Linked DNA regions of Homo sapiens: all the other regions are linked to region 2. The links are chromatin loops, found by intact Hi-C in ENCODE. Cell type or tissue: PC-9. All regions are shown on one strand. Each heading gives the region's core, and the rest is flanking DNA. Links, peaks and the distances in the headings are about the cores only.

The links. Hi-C counts contacts between places; a loop is a spot of excess contacts. Peaks named below come from ENCODE experiments on the same cell type or tissue, not always from the same donor. Only the 100,000 strongest peaks of a DNase experiment are listed, where the experiment ranks them.
Region 1: it touches region 2 in a loop (4-fold over the local background); 5 of 110 quality-filtered maps call a loop at or near these places.
Region 3: a loop joins it to region 2, with 14 times the contacts of the local background. A loop is called at or near these places in 3 of 110 quality-filtered maps.

Annotation. Positions count from the first base shown.
Region 1 is chrX:22,522,997-22,529,675 of GRCh38, reverse strand. The region is part of intron 4 of PTCHD1-AS (PTCHD1 and PHEX antisense RNA); the gene reads left to right. It also overlaps the pseudogene RNU6-266P. Among named protein-coding and RNA genes, the nearest start is that of CBLL2, 250 kb to the right of the region's middle. RefSeq lists enhancers at 3,220-3,349, 2,278-3,477. In PC-9, for the core only: no CTCF peak of the experiment used is centred there; a DNase peak (open chromatin) is centred at 3,155; H3K27ac peaks cover 1,590 bases.
Region 2 is chrX:22,133,223-22,138,222 of GRCh38, reverse strand. PHEX (phosphate regulating endopeptidase X-linked) reads right to left here. Exons shown (of 22, transcript NM_000444.6): 12 at 4,599-4,700. Among named protein-coding and RNA genes, the nearest start is that of PHEX-AS1, 37 kb to the left of the region's middle. In PC-9, for the core only: a CTCF peak has its summit at 2,136 (motif pointing left); DNase peaks (open chromatin) are centred at 1,742, 2,882 and 3,322; H3K4me3 peaks cover 2,084 bases; H3K27ac peaks cover 4,566 bases.
Region 3 is chrX:22,362,353-22,369,031 of GRCh38, reverse strand. The region is part of intron 5 of PTCHD1-AS (PTCHD1 and PHEX antisense RNA); the gene reads left to right. Among named protein-coding and RNA genes, the nearest start is that of CBLL2, 93 kb to the right of the region's middle. RefSeq lists an enhancer at 2,809-4,008. In PC-9, for the core only: no CTCF peak of the experiment used is centred there; a DNase peak (open chromatin) is centred at 3,341; H3K27ac peaks cover 2,764 bases.

The sequences.
Region 1 (6,679 bases), core at 1,003-6,002, 390 kb before region 2:
ATAGTTTGAAGTAGAGTCATATTATGCCCCCTCCTTTTTTGTTTTTGCTTAAGATTGCCTTTGCTATTTGGGCTCTTTTTTGGGTCCATGTGAATTTTAAAATAGTTTTTCTAGTTCTGTGAAGAATGTCATTGGTAGTTTGATAGGAACAGCGTTGAACCTGTAAATTGCTTTGGCAATGTGGCTGTTTTAATGATAGTGATTCTTCCTATCCATGAGCACGGAATGTTTTTCCATTTGTATGTGTCATCTCTGATTTCTTTGAGCAGTGTTTTGTAATTCTCATTGTGGAGATATTTTACCTCTCTGGTTAGCTGAATTGTTAAGTATTTTATTCTTTTTGTGGCAATTGTGAATGGGATTGTGTTCCTGATTTGTCTCTCGGGTTGGCTGTTGTTGGTGTATAGGAATGTTAGTGATTTTTGCACATCAATTTTGTATCCTGAAACTTCGCTGAAGTTGTTTATCAGTTCAAGGAGCTTTTGGGCCAAGACTGTGAAAACTTTTTAGATACAGAATCATGTTGTCTGCACACAGGGATGGTTTGACTTCCTCTCTTCCTGTTTCAATGATCTTTATTTCTTTCGCTTGCCTGATTGCTCTGGCCAGGACTTGCAATACTATGTTGAACAGGAATGGTGAGAAAGGGCATCCTTGTCTTTTGCTAGTTTTCAAGGGGAATACTTCCAGCTTTTGCCTGGTTAGTATGATGTTGGCTGTGGGTTTCTCCTAGATGGCTCTTATTATTTTGAGGTATATTCCTTCAATAACTAGTTTATTAAAAGTTTTTAACATGAAAGGATGTTGAATTTTACTGAAAGCCTTTTCTGCATCTATTGAGGTAATCATGTGGTTTTTATCTTTAGTTTGGTTTATGTGATGAATCACATTTATTGATTTGTGTGTGTTGAACCAGCCTTGCATCCCAGGATAAAGCCTACATCATTGTGGTGGATTAGCTTTTTGATGTGCTGCTGGATTCGGTTTACAAGTATTTTGTTGAGGATTTTTGCCTCTGTGTTCATCAAGGATGTTGGCCTGAAGTTTTCTCTTTTTTATTGTCTCTCTGACAGGTTTTGGTATCAGGATGATGCTGGAATCATAGAATGATTTGGGGAGGAGTCCCTCCTTATCAATTTTTTTGCAATAGTTTCAGTAGGAATGGTACTATCTCTTCGTATATCTGGTAGAATTTGGCTGTGAATCCTTCCGGTCCTGGGCATTTTTCGGTTGGTAGGCTGTTCATTACTGAATCAATTTTGGAACTTGCTATTGGTCTGTTCAGGGCTTCAGTTTCTTCTTGGTTCAGTCTTGGAAGGGTGTATGTGTCCAGGAATTTATCCATTTATTCTAGATTTTGTGGTTTGTGTGCATGGAGGCGTTGAGAGTAGTCTCTGATGGTTGTTTGTATTACTATGTGGTCAGTGGTAACATTCTCTTTGTCGTTTCTAATTGTGTTTATTTGGGTCTTCTCTCTTTTATCCCTTTAATAGTCTAGCTAGCAGTCTAGTCTATCAATTATATTAATATTTAAAAAAAAACAGCTCTTGGATTCCTTGATCTTTTGGATGGCTTTTTGTGTCTCGGTCTCCTTCAGTTCTGCTCTGATTTTGGTTATTTCTTGTCTTCTGCTAGATTTGGGGTTGGTTTGCTCTTGCTTCTCCAGTTCTTTTAGTTGTGATGTTAGGTTGTTAATTTGAGATCTTTCTAACTTGCCGATGGGGACATTTATTGAAAAATATGGAATGCTTCATGAATTTGTGTGTCATCCTTGCACAGGGATCATGCTAGTCTTCTCTGTATCATTCCAATTTTAGTATATATGCTGCTGAAGTGAGCATGGTATGGATTTTTCAAAGTGTATAATGAGTCACTATTAATTTTTATATTGAAGACAATATCATTATCATGCTCAAGATCATTTGTAGGGCTTTTATCCAGAGATGTGATGAAACAATGCTCCAAACTCTAGGACTCCTTATGCAGTGATAGGAGAAAAACAATGACCAAACACTTATGAAACATAGGTAGTTAGATTTCTTTGAATAAAATTACCATTTTTTAAATGTGAAACATGTCTTTAAGACTCCTGCATGTTAAGGTCAGCAGTGATTAATTTAGAAACTGTGAATGTTAATTGAAGGCACAGTTTCTTCTGGAACCTTTTAAACGTTTGACTCATGCTGGTTAATTAGAAGGGCAAAAATCACTCCATTGTGTAAATATAGGGAGAGCTTCTTTTCCCCACTAATGTGAATACATATTTGTTGGGTTGTATGAAAGGAGAGGAAGTAATTAGCCAGGTGAAATGGGTAAGGTGACAATGACTTTGAGATTTCAAATTATTTCCAATCTTAGGTTTTACTGAGCTGTGCCAGTATACCTGGTCCTAATCCAATAGAGAGTTAAAAACCAATGTTCTAATGCTTTAATAAGGTTGGAATTATACACCATGGTTTTGTATCCGTAGATAGGTAGCCAAAGCATTCTAAGATTTCCTCCTGCCATAATTTTTAATCTAACTAGTAAATTATATAATCTACAAAAGACTGCAATGGCCAAGTCTTGGAAGTATCAGTTACTCAGATGAAGCCATTTCTTTGTATTTATTGTTGGTTTGACCAAACCTAAAATTGAAGAATTTTTCGGAATTGTCCTTGCTTCTCTTTCAGATAGCCTTTATAAAATGGAAGACATTTATAGAGCATCTAAGATTTGGGATAAAGTTTTCACACCTTCTCCAAATCTTTCTCATGAGGTAGGTGCAACCTAAATAATCAAAGGGAAATAATATCAGGTTGAGAAATGTATAACATTAAATTATTACAGTGTTTGTGTATAAAGTGAGATACACTCACATAAGAGTTGTTACGCTTACATGGCAGACCCCTGGGGCCCTTCCTAGGAAAATTCACGGCAAATCACGGTAGTTCAGTATCCCTCCTCATCACTACCATCCTAAAGAGGTAAAATCTATTAAAATCAGCACTGAGGGCAATAGTGGCAGAGAGAAGGCTGAAAGAGATCATGGCTGTAATGCTATGGTAGTGGAGATCAGGGTGTGGTTATGAATTGATGAATTGTGTCTTCTTGCATCAGTGCTTTCTTCGTTCCTCTTTTCTCTTCTGTACACTCCCATCCTGAGTCACTGGAAGTCTTTGAATGCCTGGTTTCCGGAGGAGAAAATCATCTCATAGTGTCTCGATTTGTCATAACTAGACATAATGACTAAGAACCAATTTCAGTTTTCTAGCTTTTGTTTTTTGTTTGTTTTAATTCACAGTTATGTAGATATAGCCATTGAGTAGAAGTTATAGAGTCAACCCACTTCTATTTTGGATGTGTTTCCTCCTGATAAGTTGAGCATGAAATCTAAATCTCATGAATTTTGAGTAAGTTATTTTGAAGTCTATATACTGTTTAGAGTTTTGACCAAAATAGTTTGTTACAGTATGCTTTGTTTTACTTATTTAAGAGACTATATGGCCAAAATATAAATATACCTAAAACTATAATTTCTAAGTGCACCCATTAGGAAAAAAAGCATTTATCAAATATTTTCACATATATTTTAAAATCTCACTTGATACTAGAATAAAATTCCATGTATTTTATTCCCTCAATATGTCATTAAAGCAGAACATGCTGTGAGGAGGAAATAAAAAGAGTTAAGCACGTTTTCATTGTGGAGTTCCACTCTCTATGTATAGAACTCTATATGACGGTCATGGAAATTAAAATGAATTTGATGTTAGCAGTAATTAATTTGCTTATTCTAATAATATAATGAATTAACAGATTTTTGTTCTTATATCAAGTGGGAAATGATTTTATCGTTATGTAAATATAACAAAATGTAAAAATTTTAAGGAAGGACTGCATTTAATAATGATTTAGATAAAACAAGGGGGGTTTTTATTTGGTTTTGGGGGTAAAGATTTTTTTGTTTTGGGGTGTTTTTTGGTTTTTTTTTAGCATTTTAGGTTTGGGGGTACATGTGAAGGTTTGTTACATAGGAAAACTCATGTCATGGGGGTTTGTTATACAAATTATTTTATCACCCAGGGGTTAAGCCCAGTACCCGATAGTTACCTCTTCTGCTCCTCTCCCTCCTCCCTCCCTCCACTCTCAAGTAGACCCCCAGTGTCTGTTGTTTCCTTCTTTGTGTTCATAAGCTCTCATCATTTAGCTTCCACTTATAAGTGAGAACACGTAGTATTTGGTTTTCTTTTCCTGTATTAGTTTGCTGAGGATAATAGCATTCAGCTCCATCCATGTTCCTGCAAAAGACATGATCTCGTTCTTTTCTATGGCTGCACTGTTTGCTTTTTAATGTGGAAGGAAACTATTTTTTTGCCTGTCGAGTTCTGTTACATAGGTTCACAGGCTAAACACATCACCATCACAGTGAGTTGTGTACAAGCTGTGAGTAAAGGAAGGCACCAAATCTCTGTTCAATGTTCCTATTCCTCCCATGAGTTAGAGATGGAGGCATAAGAGTAGTCCTTGAGTAACGGAGAGGTTATGCTCCTCCGTTACTCCATCTAGGAGACCTTATGCTCTGAGAACCATACCACATTCATGTCTAGCCATCTATATATCTAGATTTTTAATGAATCATCTATGTGAGCAATAAGATAGAGGGCTGTAGTAAAGGATTCTTTCAGTCAATGTGAATAATTACACTGAAAGTATTTGCTTTGTCAAACATATTATTAATATATCATAAAAAGTTTTGGGCTAGGCACGGTGTCTCATGCCTGCAATCCTAGCACTATGGGAGGCCGAGGCGGGTGGATCACCTGAGGTCAGGTGTTCGAGACCAGCCTGGCCAACATGGTGAAACCCTGTCTCTACTAAAAACAAAAATTAGCCATGCGTGGTGGTGGGTGCTTGTAATCCCAGCTACTCGGGAGGCTGAGGCAGGATAATCTCTTGAACCCAGGAGGTGGAGGTTGCAGTGCACCGAGATCGCACCATTGCACTCCAGCCTGGGTGACAAGAGTGAAACTTCATCTCCAAAAAAAAAAGTTTTTGATAACATATGTGAATTTATAAGACCTGTCCGGGAAAATGTATGGTCATAAAAGGAAAAAGCATGTGCAATTATTGCTTAGTGTTTTTAGTGTTTCATGAGTAATGGAAAAATAACTGTACAAATATTAATGTGATCAAATGAAACACATTTAAGCAGATTTAAAAACCATAGCAAGTCATCTTTTTCATTAAATAACAGAAAAATTATGTCCTGACAGGGATCTCCAAACATTTTTCTACCCAAGTATTGTTTAACTTTATGTCATGTATGCTCAGTAGAATTCTTCAATTACACTCTAAATTTTCTAAGTGGGTTTCCCTTGGAATTTTATGGAAAAGGGGAAATATCTTTGGACTATTTTATTATTTCCAATAGAAAAATGCATATTTTAGCACTAATACTTTTTCCCCAGGAAAACTTCAGGTCCTGCGTAATAAAATATTGGGGAAAAATTGATGTGAGTTTATATAAAATACTAGGAAATCAAGATGGTGGGGCATAATTTAGGGGTTTTGAAATCCACATGGAGGAGTCAGTGTAGAGTCTCAAGTTGTGTCACAAAATGACGTTGTAATCCACAAAGCTAGTTGAAAATGATTATTTAGCTCATAGGCACACACAAAACTTCTCATTTGCCCTTCTGAATGACTGTGAGAACAAGCCCATGCTGCCCTCGGGACAGGAAAATGGTCCTGATTCTCATGGCAAAAAGGTATTGTGAACCTCTTTGGCACAGCTTTAAAGAGCACTCCCATTACCTTCTTAGTCTTCCAGGCAGGATCTTCTTTTCTCCCACCACCTCCTTAATTAAAGCAACTCTAAGTTTTCAAACTGTGCCTCCCACCAAGCTTTGGTTTAAAGGATTCTGACGACAAATATGTAAAACTATTAAACCAACTAATCACCAGCAGCTCATTCCCTTGCCTTCGTTTCTCCCAGAAATCTTTCCTCCATAAGGAAGTATTAACATATATATTTTTGACGAAGCATTGTATAAAGACATCCTTTTATTTCTTATTTAATTTTAATGTTGAAGTCTACACATCTTCAGAAGTGAATTGTAATATAAGTAAAAAATCTAAAAGATTGGAGATATTTTTACTAATTCAAGTGTGTTAGCCCACACAGATTATCCCTTTCTAAATGAGTATGTATGGGTGGGGAGGTAACTCATCTTTTCATCTTTCATATGTATTCATTTAAGTATTTCAGGTTCAAGCATAGCATAGCTATGAAAAACCAAGTCCTAATAATATTGTACATGGAAATTAAGCTTTAATATACCATATACTTTATAACTTTTACTAAGACTTTTACTTTCAAAATGTTTGGCCTATACTGTAAAGATAAAGACAAAGTGGAGAAAGTGGCAGAAAATTCAAATGGTGAGAAAGCATGAAACTTGTTAAGTGTTTATGAGTGTGCTTGGGTGTCTAAGGCAGAGGATTTGCATGAGGAAACAATAAGATATAATATTAGAAAGAGGGCTTAGAGCCAAATTGTGAAATCATTGACTGAAAATTAGAAAGACCTGAAAGGGTCATTTACTTACACCTTTTCTCTGATGCACAAACCTCCTCTCCAGCATCAGTAAGAAGCAGTCATCCAGTCTGTTACATATTTCCCATGTCATCCAACACA
Region 2 (5,000 bases), core at 1-5,000:
GGAAGCACTGGGAAAGCGTATACCCCCAGGGGCTGTGTCCTAGTTGGGAATCCCCCAGAAACAGACTCTAAGACAAGGATTCAAGTGCGAGCAGTTCATTTGGGCAGCAAAAGAAACACTGGTAGGAGAAAGAGGAAATATGTAGAGAAAGAAAGGCAGTCAGCAACGAGTATCTTAGCTAGTATAATAGCTCTAGCCCATTGGAAAAGCTCCCAGAGCCCATGTGGAACACGCACTAGAGGGATGAGGGAGCGGGGGCCACACACAGCAACTCCCATCAACTGTTGGGTGAGGACTTCTGAGGAAGGTGTGGTCATTCCCCGTCCTTTGGGCCCTCTTTATGAGTAGCAAAGCAGGCTGTAGCAGGGAGAGAATGCTCTTGGCCAAAATGCAGGAGGCTGCAGTTGGAAGTCAGGCAGGTGTGCTGTGAAGTGGTAAGGACAAGACAGGGGTTCCCAACCCTTTTCACGCAGCAGAATCACCAGGTAAAACACAAGGCACTGAGCCCTACTCCCAGAGCTCAGCAGGTGGGGATGTGAAAATTTGCATCTCTAATGAGTTCCCAGGGACCACTGCTGCTACTGGTCTGGAACCACACCTTGAGAACCACCAGGCTCCGGATATAAGCAGAGCCCTGACCGCATACCTGGGAGAAGTCCAGTACCTAGGCCTGGTAGAGCTTAGAGACAAAGCCAAAGAAGTGGGCTACACCTCTGTTTCGCCCTCTGCAAGAAAACTCTCACCACCTCACTCAAAGCCTGTGTGTGAGAGTCACATGCCAATAAATTTAGGACCATTCAGCCGACTTCTCTGCACCTGCTGTGGCCAAGGTTAAGGCCACTCCCTCAGAGCATCATTAGGATGCCACCTCCCTGTGAGTCCCATCCTGCTATTTTTCTTTGGATGTGACCTGACAAACTTAGGTCCCAGGGGCAAAGAGCACAAACAAACAAATAATTCCGAAGGGATCCAGCTTTTTGGCTATATAGTCAAATCCAGCTGGAGATAAGCCAAGCTCAGGAAGTTGCTCCTCCTGATCTGACGCTCTCCTGCCAGGTCTCAGTCAGAATCCTGATGTAGCGACCTTGAGATCCTCCTCTTCTACTCTGGCAAGGGCAAATCCTCCAGAAGACACCCCTAAAATCATTATTTTATCACCTGACACTCATTCAACAGCTGTGGTCACCAGAAAAATAACAGATGCCCTGTCCTTTGCTGCTTATTTACAATAAGAGCACATGCTTGCAGGGAACAGAGAATCCTAAACAAAAAGCGGTGCTTATTTCACGATACTAAATTTCCACTTGAAACCTACACCATCAGTTTCACAATACAAAAACTACTCGTGACCTCTTAAGAGATGAGCAGGAAAAGGCAGGGAGACAGAGAAAACAAATTTACCCTTCACGGGAGCAGAGGCATCCTCATTTATCTTTTACAGTGAACACCCCTAGCAAAGAGTACAACAAAGCCACATCCACACACTTCCATTTTGAGACGAGGTCATTGCTACAAAAGCCAAGGTATTAGGCCTCAGAACACTGCAGCTTTCTGTACCTGCCCGGTTCAGGAGGTCGGTCACTATGGAATGCTGAGGTTAACACTTCTTAGGAGGCTCTGTAATTAGCTGCGGTCCAGAGCTTCATGGTGAGGGAAAGAAAAGCTTCTCCCTTTCACAAATCAGAACATTTTTCCAGCTTTCCCAATGGGTTGCCAAGTGACTCAGCATTGGCCCAGTGTGGGCACTATTATTGATGAGAAATCTTCCGCCTGGGTGATACACTGCATACAACACATGCCCAAAGAACAGTGCCAAGTCATACCAGGAAGAGCAGGCGAGTTATTCACCTCCACTTCAAATGCAGGCAAATCCTTTCTTAATGCAGGGGCTACTCAGTATCAGAAAGACAAAACCCTAAGATAGTGGGAGATTTCCATCTAAGATTCAAGGAATTATTAGGCAAAGTCTCTCCTTTCTTGTTGACTATTAAAAGGCAATCAAATCGAGGACAGCAGAGAAAAAGGGCAAGAAATTTTTTTTTTTTCAAAAACAACGCCGGAGTAGAAAGCTGCATAAAAGCTTTCAACGCCGCTAGTGTTCTTTGTGAGTACCACGAGCTCCACCCAGAGGTCATTTTAAGAACTGCATGTTCATTTAATTTTGAGGGGAAAAAAAAAAAAAAAATTTACATCTTCTGGGGTCCAGGAAAGGACCCACTTCAAAGAACTGCTGAAATTGCTTCAACAACATCCATCTTTCTTGCATTTCGTTAAAGAAACTTCTCTGAACTCTGAAATGCAAGATACAGTCGGGGAACTTTGTGAGATCCAATTTGCCTTTGATATTTGTACCTGTCGTGGAACTAGCAGAGTTCCTGGCAGGTTGAACTCAGCTCAAAGAAAGCAGAGTGTTCAAAGAACGCTTTTAGAAGAAAAACTGACAGCTCTCATTGAAATAAAATAGAAGACTGGAGAGCAACTCGGGAGGCAAACAGGAACATGTCTAATATTAGAAGAACTGAGAATAGTCCTGCTTCAAGAAGGACCCATGGGCCACTTGCCGAGAAGGGCCAACTGTGAGGCACCCACTCCCTTATGCCACTCAGAAGAGCTCCCTGAGGCAACTGCAATCCACACTGCTCAAAGAACTGACTGCACTTCCCAGAACATTCCCCTGGCATCCAGCTATTCATAACACATTACCCCCAACACCTATACATACACACACACTCCACCCCACCCTCCACCCTGGTGGTCCTGTACTAATTCATGCAAGCACCTCTTCGGTTCATGTGGGGTCAGGCGAGGATAAAGAGCCCTTAATACACTAAGCGCTCAACTGCCCAGGGCAAGACACATCCTGTTCCACATACCACAAGCTAGCTCAGCAAATAAATGAAGCCTTCATAAAACAACAATATGTTGGTGTTGAAAGTTGTCTACCATCTGGAGAGTTTCCCATCACAGCCCATGTGCTCTTGCCTTCATCAGCCTGTGCCTTATGTGACTGAGGACAGCTTTGACAGATTTTTGAAGGGGAAACAAAAAATCAAACCTACTCTTTGTCTTCCTCCAACGCTGCCTTGCCACCCACCATCCCAGTTCTTCCTTCATTATAAACACTGAACAAACGCCTTTTCACATCTACTGACAAAAGTATCTATGGCAATGTTTATCCATCTCCAGTACCATGAGTTTAAAGCACTAGAAAATATCCTTGCTAAAACTCTACGTGTTCTCATTTCAACAAGGTTAAGCATTCCCAGAACGCTGAGGCAAAAATATTTGTGCTCAGTATGACTCAGTATGACTCCAGGCAGTGTTTCCCCAGACCTGCCTAGTGATAACAATCACCCGGAGACTGGCTAAAGTGACAGCTGTTCAGCCTGCATCCATGATCCATTAACCCAGGCCTTGCTGGGAAGGGGCCCAGAAAGCCAGAGCGTCCAGGCAACCCAGGTGATTGTTATACTCAGGAAGCTTTCAAAAATACCTCTAGATACAAGAAATGCTCAGCTGCAGAGAAGCATCCATCAAGAGTCTAGCAGGTATGCTCCACCCACTTGAATTCCAGCTCTATCAGAATCTCTGGAATTCAAAATGGATCCCATTCATTCATTCATTTATTCAGAGATGGAGTCTCGCTCTGTCACCCAGGCTGGAGTGCAGTGGCACGATCTCAACTCACTGCAACCTCCGCCTCCCAGGCTCAAGCGATTCTCCTGCCTCAGCCTCCCGAGTAGCTGGGACTACAGATGCATGCCACCACACCCGACTAATTTTTTTGTATTTTTAGCAGAGATGGGGTTTTGCCATGTTGGCCAGGCTGATCTCAAACTCCTGACCTCAAGTGATCCACCTGCCTCAGCCTCCCAAAGTCCTGGTATTACAGGCGTGAGCCACTGCACCCAGCCCGTTTTCTACTTTTAAACAGCATGGCTGTCAATACTTTTCTCCTTTGTTCCCTTATCGTGTCGCATAGTATCAGAAAATTTTACAAGGCCCAGCAAGTGTCCACTTCTATTAGGAAATACGTTTGTAGTCCTAAGCAATGGTAGAACACTGGTCTGCAGTTTATCAGTATACTATTTGGGTCATTTGTGCCAAATGATGGGTCGGGAAGGAGATATGCTTGGTTACAGGAAAGGATTTGCCCCAGGACATTTGCATGCATCATGCACAGAGCAGAAGGACATGTGGCCAATATGGGTTTTCTTCGTTTTGGTGTCTTAGGGGCTCTTGTTCCAGCTGCTCCCTGTGACTCCCCACTGCTCTGCATTCTGCCATATCCAGTGATGGTTTATGACACAATTCACCAGGCAGCAAGCCATGTGCCTCTTACAGACAGCAATTAGGAGAAAGGAAAGGCCGAATTACAAGGTATTTGAAAATGCAGTTCGAAAAATTCAGGTATTATTTTCTCTTACCTCCTGGTGAAACAAAAATCTATGTATTCATCCAAAAGCAGACAGCTAACTCTGGGGTCATTCAGAGTCAACAGTTCAGTCAATATAAAAACCAACTACACAGTCAATGTCAAGCATGAACATCCATTAAACCAGAAGTCTTATTTTTTTTTCATCAAAAGGAATCCTTACCTTTTCTTTGGCTTTCCTTTTCGTTCCTGCATCCATCCACTCATTTTCTTTCTCTAGCATGTCAATAAAGGCCCAGCGAACGCCCTCAACCAATTCCTCCATCTACAAGAAAATACCCAAAGAGGGAACGTCAAAGCCAAGAAGCTTCAGTCGAGGTTTTCTGGAACAAAATTGGCTTGCATGAGAAATGACTCTTTACTCAACATGGTAAGTAAGGGGTTCTTTCAGCTTGACTCCATGCTCTGGCAACACTTCTTTTTCCAGGAAAATTCCCTTTTTTCCACCACTAAAAGATAACTAACCAGGCCCAGCATGGTGGCTCATGCCTGTAATCCCAACAATTTGGGAGGCCAAGGCAGGTGGATCACTTGAGCCCAGGAGTTTGAGACCAGCGCGGACAAC
Region 3 (6,679 bases), core at 924-5,923, 230 kb before region 2:
AATGCTCCTGAATCAAATTCTGCTCTTGAATCAAACTCTGGAAGAGGCTTTGGGAAATGCTACTTGGGACATAGTCTGGAAACTGCTGCAATCAAGCCGTGTTCCTTTTTTCTATCTTCTACACATTCCTGCCAACTGCTTTATTCAGTTCAATACCGAAGTCATCATCAGCAAATTGAACATTGACTGAAGATGGTGGGAAAAAAAAAGAGGAGGTGGTTGGAGGACGGAAAGAAGGAAAGAGAAGAGCAAAAATAAGACCAGTTTTGGCTCTAGTGCAATTCATTTAAAATTGATTCAGCAAATGAGCAGTTTGCCAATTAGCTAAACTTATTGGTTTATTTAAAAATGTATTTCTAAGAGGACTGTATAGCTCAGGCCATTTTATATTGAATGTGATGATTTTAACAGCCTTTTGAAGACTTTTAAATTTTAGTTGAGTGGTTTTCATTTTGCCTTTAAAACAGCATTTTAAGCAAAGTATAATTGACTTTGCTCCATCAAGGGCAGGAGAGAGATGTCAAGCCTGCAAAAAGCACCCCTGGGCTGCCCACCTCAGAGAGGAGGCTGCTAAAGGGCAAAGAGTGAGGAGACTAAGGGACAAAAGAAGGGGATCGAGAAAGGATGAGGGGCAGAAAGCATGTCACTTTAGAATGAGTGACAGAGTGAGGAAAGGGCAAAAGTCAGAGAAAGGGAAAACTGGAGGGCGGGGGACCCAAAGGCCCCAGAACCAGGAAAGTTGTGGCTGTTCATAACCCTCCGTGTTTAAATGGATGGAAACCATAAGAAATCAGATAATGAAAATGCATAAATTTGCTGAATATGAGACATGCATTCCTAAAATATTTACAGAAAAATAAAGATATTGTCAAATGCCAAAATACAGACGGTAAATATGACAAGTAAGTGTGGAAATTAGGCATGAAATGTGAAAGCAACTTTTCTACAATTCAGGCTAGAGGCAAACATCGGATTAAAACTCAGATCCTCTGATTCTTAGACTACTGCCTTTTCTATTGTTTTATGTGCTTTTTAAGGTGAATAATGCCTGTCTGGACATTTACCTTTTTTGCTTTTAGACATTTCTCCCAAAGACAATACAAAGCAAAAGAAAACAGAATTACATTATCCAAGTTAATAAAGTGTGCTTTCAAATTACTAAATAAATAAATAGGCTAGAGCTTAAATTATCCTAGAAGAAGTTGCCCTTACAAAAATGAAGCCTTTCTAACACATTAATTTAGTCATCAGGTTTTGTAACACATTTGTTTAAACATGCCTCATTTTTAGAGGTTTTAGAGGTGTTTATGCTTTTTCTCATTCTTTGAAGAGTTTCCACAAATGAGACATGCAGCCATTTTATAAAAATGATAAATTGGCCTGTTAGAAGTAGCCCAGAATCCTATTCCTCATGTCTATTTCTCCTCTCACACTGTATCACTTCCTGGAAGTATTAATAGTTGTATTTCATTTTCCTATATAAATATTTAAGGACTGTAATTCTGCCCAGTTGACATTGGCAGTGCCTGTGCACGGAGATGTTTCATTATCTGCTCCTCATATCAACATAATCTTGTCAAACTTTGTTTCCAATAAATAGGGCAGGCTGTATTTGGAATATTTTAATAACCAAGCACAGTCATATTGCTTTCAATCATGGCCTGCTTACAAATCCCCAGCTAAGAGGTGCAGTTACATGGAACAATAACCCATGAGCAGTGTGCCAATATATTTTCATTAGTCAATGACACCCAGCTGCAGAGAGAAATTAGGTTGTGTCCTTTAAAACCCATCGTTCCCTTGTGGCAGAACCACAGCGGGCCAGATTGGCTTCACCAAACCCTCCTGCCATTGTTCATTGAATGCTCCAGCTGGGTTGTATTCATCATAAACCCTAAGTCTGCAATTTTTCAATTCCATATTAGGCTTGGATTCAAAGCCTATTGTTCTGATGTTACAGGGAAGGCACACGAGGAAAATGTCATTGAATCACTCTTGTTTAAAGCCCTTCTTCTCACCCTATTATTCTGGGTCGTTTGGAGAAATAATTTATCTATGGAAACTTTGGAAACAATGATTAATTTGGCATTACTTTGGATTTTTCCCTGGTCTTTTAAATTTTTAACAACACTCCAAGAGGGAAGTCATTTTTCAGATGTTCTAGATCAAAGTAACCCAAATGGGGACACTTGGAAGAAAACAAACACTTCAAATAGAAGCAACTTCTTCTTAACTTATATTTTTGTCTGTCTTACCACCAGTTTATTTTTCACTCTTTCCTCAATCATCTTAAAAGCTAAGATCTTGAAACCATTTTTTTTTTTCATAATAGATGAAATGCCATTTGGATTGTAAGTCACCAGCCCTCCATCTCCCCCTTCTCTTTTTCACCTGTCAACACTAGATTTAGGCCTTTTTCCCACCCCTACTCCACCCTACATTTTTCACATAAATGAAAGGAGGTAGTGCTGGTTAAATGGCCCATGCTGGAAGTGCATCTCTCCAGCACTGCCAGGTGTGATGGAAACCCCAGCCAGATGGGCATTCCAGTTTGTGAGGAGGAGGCTATTCTTAGGTACAGTTTCTACTGACACCATAAAGGCTGCAAAACCAGCCACAAATAACTCCCCAGACTTTTTGAGGATTTCTCTAGGCTGATGATGTCAGTACTTGTGGATTTGGAGCTTCTATAGTGGTGTTTCTCAACCCTGGCTGCACATTAGAACATCTGATTAAAAAAAAAAAAATACTCATGCTTGGGCCTCTCCCCCAGAGATTCTGATCTAGTTGTTCTGGGGTAAAACTTAAACATATATATATATACACATTTTTTTTTTTTTAACGGAGTCTCACTCTATTGCTAGGCTAGAGTGCAGTGGCGCAATCTTGGCTCACTGCAAGCTCTGCCTCCCGGGTTTACGCCATTCTCCCGCCTCATCCTCCCAAATAGCTGGGACTACAGGCGCCCGCCACCACGCCCGGCTGAGTTTTTTGTATTTTTAGTAGAGACGGGGTTTCACCATGTTGGCCAGGATGGTCTCGATCTCTTGACCTCATGATCTGCCCACCTCGGCTTCCCAAGGTGCTGGGATTACAGGCGTGAGCCACCGCGCCCGGCCAAACATGAGTATTTTTTTTTTCAAACTTCCTCACATGACTCCAGCACATAGCCAGGGCTGAGAAACACTGATCTGAGGCATTTGTGAAAACCATGACTAAACACAGCGAAGTCCTGTTCCCTTAATTTGCTTACTATTTTTAGATAATACTTTGACCAATGGTACGTGACTCTTGGAGGTCTCAGCAAAAAGAGATGAGAAACTGAGCTGCATACCTGGACAGGGTTCATATTGCACTGATGTTTCGTCATTGAGGTGCCTTTCCAACTTGGGTCATCCTGTGTGGATCAAATCCAAATATCTACAATGACTGGGAAAGTGAGTCAATGTGGGAGAAGTGCAGGGCACAAAAAGCAGCACAGAATGGTGAGTCATGAACCAGAGAGTGAACTTCCAGTCCAAAAGGGGGGCCACTGCTACTCAGACCCAGCCAGTTTTTGCCCTAAAAGAATGCCAACCCCATGTGGCCAAAGATCTTGAGTTTTTAAAGAAACTAAAAATCTAAATTTTTGTGTGAAATCTCCCAATTTTATAGCATTGGTTCACATTAAAAACTACTTGATGGGATAAACAAAGCATGTTGACATTGGCCTCAGGTCCTGGTCAGAAGGTAGCTAGTTTAGAACTTCTATAAGACAAAACATCAATGGGATGCATCATGATCTATCTTGGCTGGACACTCTGAGAAGGCAACAAAGGAGTCTTTCAGGGGAACCAAGCCACTAGGAGGGGGTCTAGGGAGAATGAAGCCAGCCCAGGAACACTGACTAGCCACTGGGCTTTCTTTAGGCTGAGCAAAAAACTCCAAAACAAAGAAACTAATATTCTATCTGAATGTTAAATCATTAATAGAAGCATAAAATGTTAGAGCTAAAAGAAAACCAAAAGAAATCGTTCAGTTCAATCTAGTTATTTTTAAAAGAATGAAAACCAAAAAAGTAAAGAAATTGAAGCTTCCAGAGGTAATGTGAACTTGCTCATGATGCAGCGAACAGATGCCAGGATTCTGAACTCCTCGTCCAATGTCTGTGTTGACATCATAGTGAAACCAGCCTTGACTCTGTAACTCAGGACACTTCTATACTCAAATGGCAAAAGTCATGGTTTAGATAATAAGAACAATGATAGGTAAGCTGAAGATGTCATATAATTTATATGGTGAAGGTTAAATGTCGATAATATTTTAAAATATTAGAGAAAATACTTTCAGACTGGGCTTGTGCTGCACATTGAGGAAAGAACCTCTTTGGCCTATAAAAAATATCAAATTCCTGCTATGAACTACACACTAGGCAAAGGGCTGTGGGTGAAAACAGAAATGGGTTCACTAGTTTACAGTCAAATGAAACAAAACCTATTCAGATCTTGTCACTCTCTGCTTAAAATGTTTCGATGGCTTCCCCAGTCTTTAGAACAAAAGCCAAGTAAATAAACATTTACCAAAAGAAGGTAGGCAAAAACAAAATAGACAGAGAGATGTTGGAGAGAAGACATTACAATTGTGATTACAGGTGTTCCTCACTTAATGGAAGAGATGGCCCCCTGAAATATATACTTTTCAAGCAAACTGTGTATTATGTTGACCCATACAAAGTTGCCAATATTTGACCACTTTTTAATACAAAAACAGCAGTTTAACAGGATTCAATCTAATACATATAATCTTAATGCAGATTATTGTCATGTATTCCCCTCTGGAGAATTCTACACTGTTAACCGCTTCTCCTCCTTCCTGAAATGGTCTTGATTGCTTCCAGGATGCCTTGCTTTTCTGACTTTGCCCCCTCATTTATTGGACATAGTTCTTCTACCTCCTTTGCTGGGCCTTTCTTCTCTACCAAAACTCTAAATGTTGAATTCTTGAGGCCTGTGTTCTGCTTCTCTTTTCCAAGCACTTGCCTATAGCTATTTTAAAAATGTTTATTTGCGGACAGTGCCCAAATTTACATCTCTAACCGGAATCTCCTTTCTAACCTCCAACCTGATGCATCTAATTGATAACTTGATATTTCCACTTGGCTATCTTCTCCTAGGTATCCCAACTGCATCATGCTCAAACTCAAGCCCTGGTCTTTTCTCAAATCTGCTCCCCCTTCCGTCCTCATTTCAAGAAATGCTACTTCTAGCTACCAAATTTTTCAAGCTAGAAAACTAGAAGTCATCCTCAATACCTTCCATCCTCTGACCAAGTTCTGATGGTTCTCTGTACAGGATACTTCTGAAATATATCTACTTCCTTCCTTTGTTAATGTTTCCACCACAGACTAAGACCCATCTGGCTGGAATACTGTAATATCTCCCTAATAGCACCCCTCCCATGCTTCTGACTTATTCTTCACATTACAGCTACATTGATTGTTTTATTCTTCTATTTACTTATTTAGTCCTCAAATGTGTTGAGGGCCTACTATGTACCAGACAGTGTGGCATCTATTGGAGATTAAATATTGGACATAAAGCCCTGATGAAGCTTAGGTGAAGCAAATACCAGATCATGACACTTTTCTTCTTGGAACCTTTTAGTGGCTTCTCATTCCACTTTGAAAAGAATCCAAACTCATTAACATTACCAAAAGGTCATATATGACATGGCCCCTGGCCACCTCTCCACCCTCGTCTCTTACTCTATCCTTCTCAGTCTCTACACTCCAGTCATGCTGACTCTCTGTTAGTTCATCAAATAAGCCAACATCTGTCCTGCATTTAGGTATTTCTTCATGATAATCTCTCTACCCAGAAAGTTCTTCTCCACCACTCACCTCATCATCCTCATCTCTCCTCTACTACCCCCTTTAAATAACACGACTTAAAGTCACTCATTTTTGTGAGAATGAAGTATTAGAAATGAGACTTGAAACCCTGGACCTGAAGTCAAGCACCTTAGGTTCATGTCCTAGGTCTGTGGGAGGTTGGTCATCAGTTGTCTCTTTGATAAGGGTGAACTGCATGCCCTACCAGGACTGAACATTAAGATTATCTATTCCAAACTTCTGTCTTAGTGATGAGAACATTGAGACCCAGAATTGTTAAACTAGTTTGCCATAGCACAATAAATAGCTTATAGGCCGAGCACGGTGGCTCACGCCTATAATTCTAGCACTTTGGGAGGCCGAGGTGGGTGGATCACGAGGTCAAGAGATAGAGACCATCCCGGCCAACATGGTGAAACGCTGTCTCTACTAAAAATACAAAAATTAGCTGGGCGTGGTTGCCTGCGCCTCTAATCCCAGCTACTCGGGAGGCTGAGGCAGGAGAATCACTGGAACCCGGGAGGCGGAGGTTGCAGTGAGCAGAGATCGCGTCACTGCATTCCAGCCGGGCGACAGAGTGAGACTCCGTCTCAAATAAATAAATAGATAGCTTATAGCTCTTCGGTTGGGCAAACTCTTTTTCTAACACTATGTGGAAGCTGTTGGCCTCTGGATTTGAACAAGTTGTTTTGTACTGAAGAGAAAAAGACAGGCATATTTAGCTACGATAGAAATCCAAAATGCGTACATTAGTAGGCGGGCAGAAAATAACAGTAAATGAAGACCTGAGTACAGGAAAACATGTTTTGT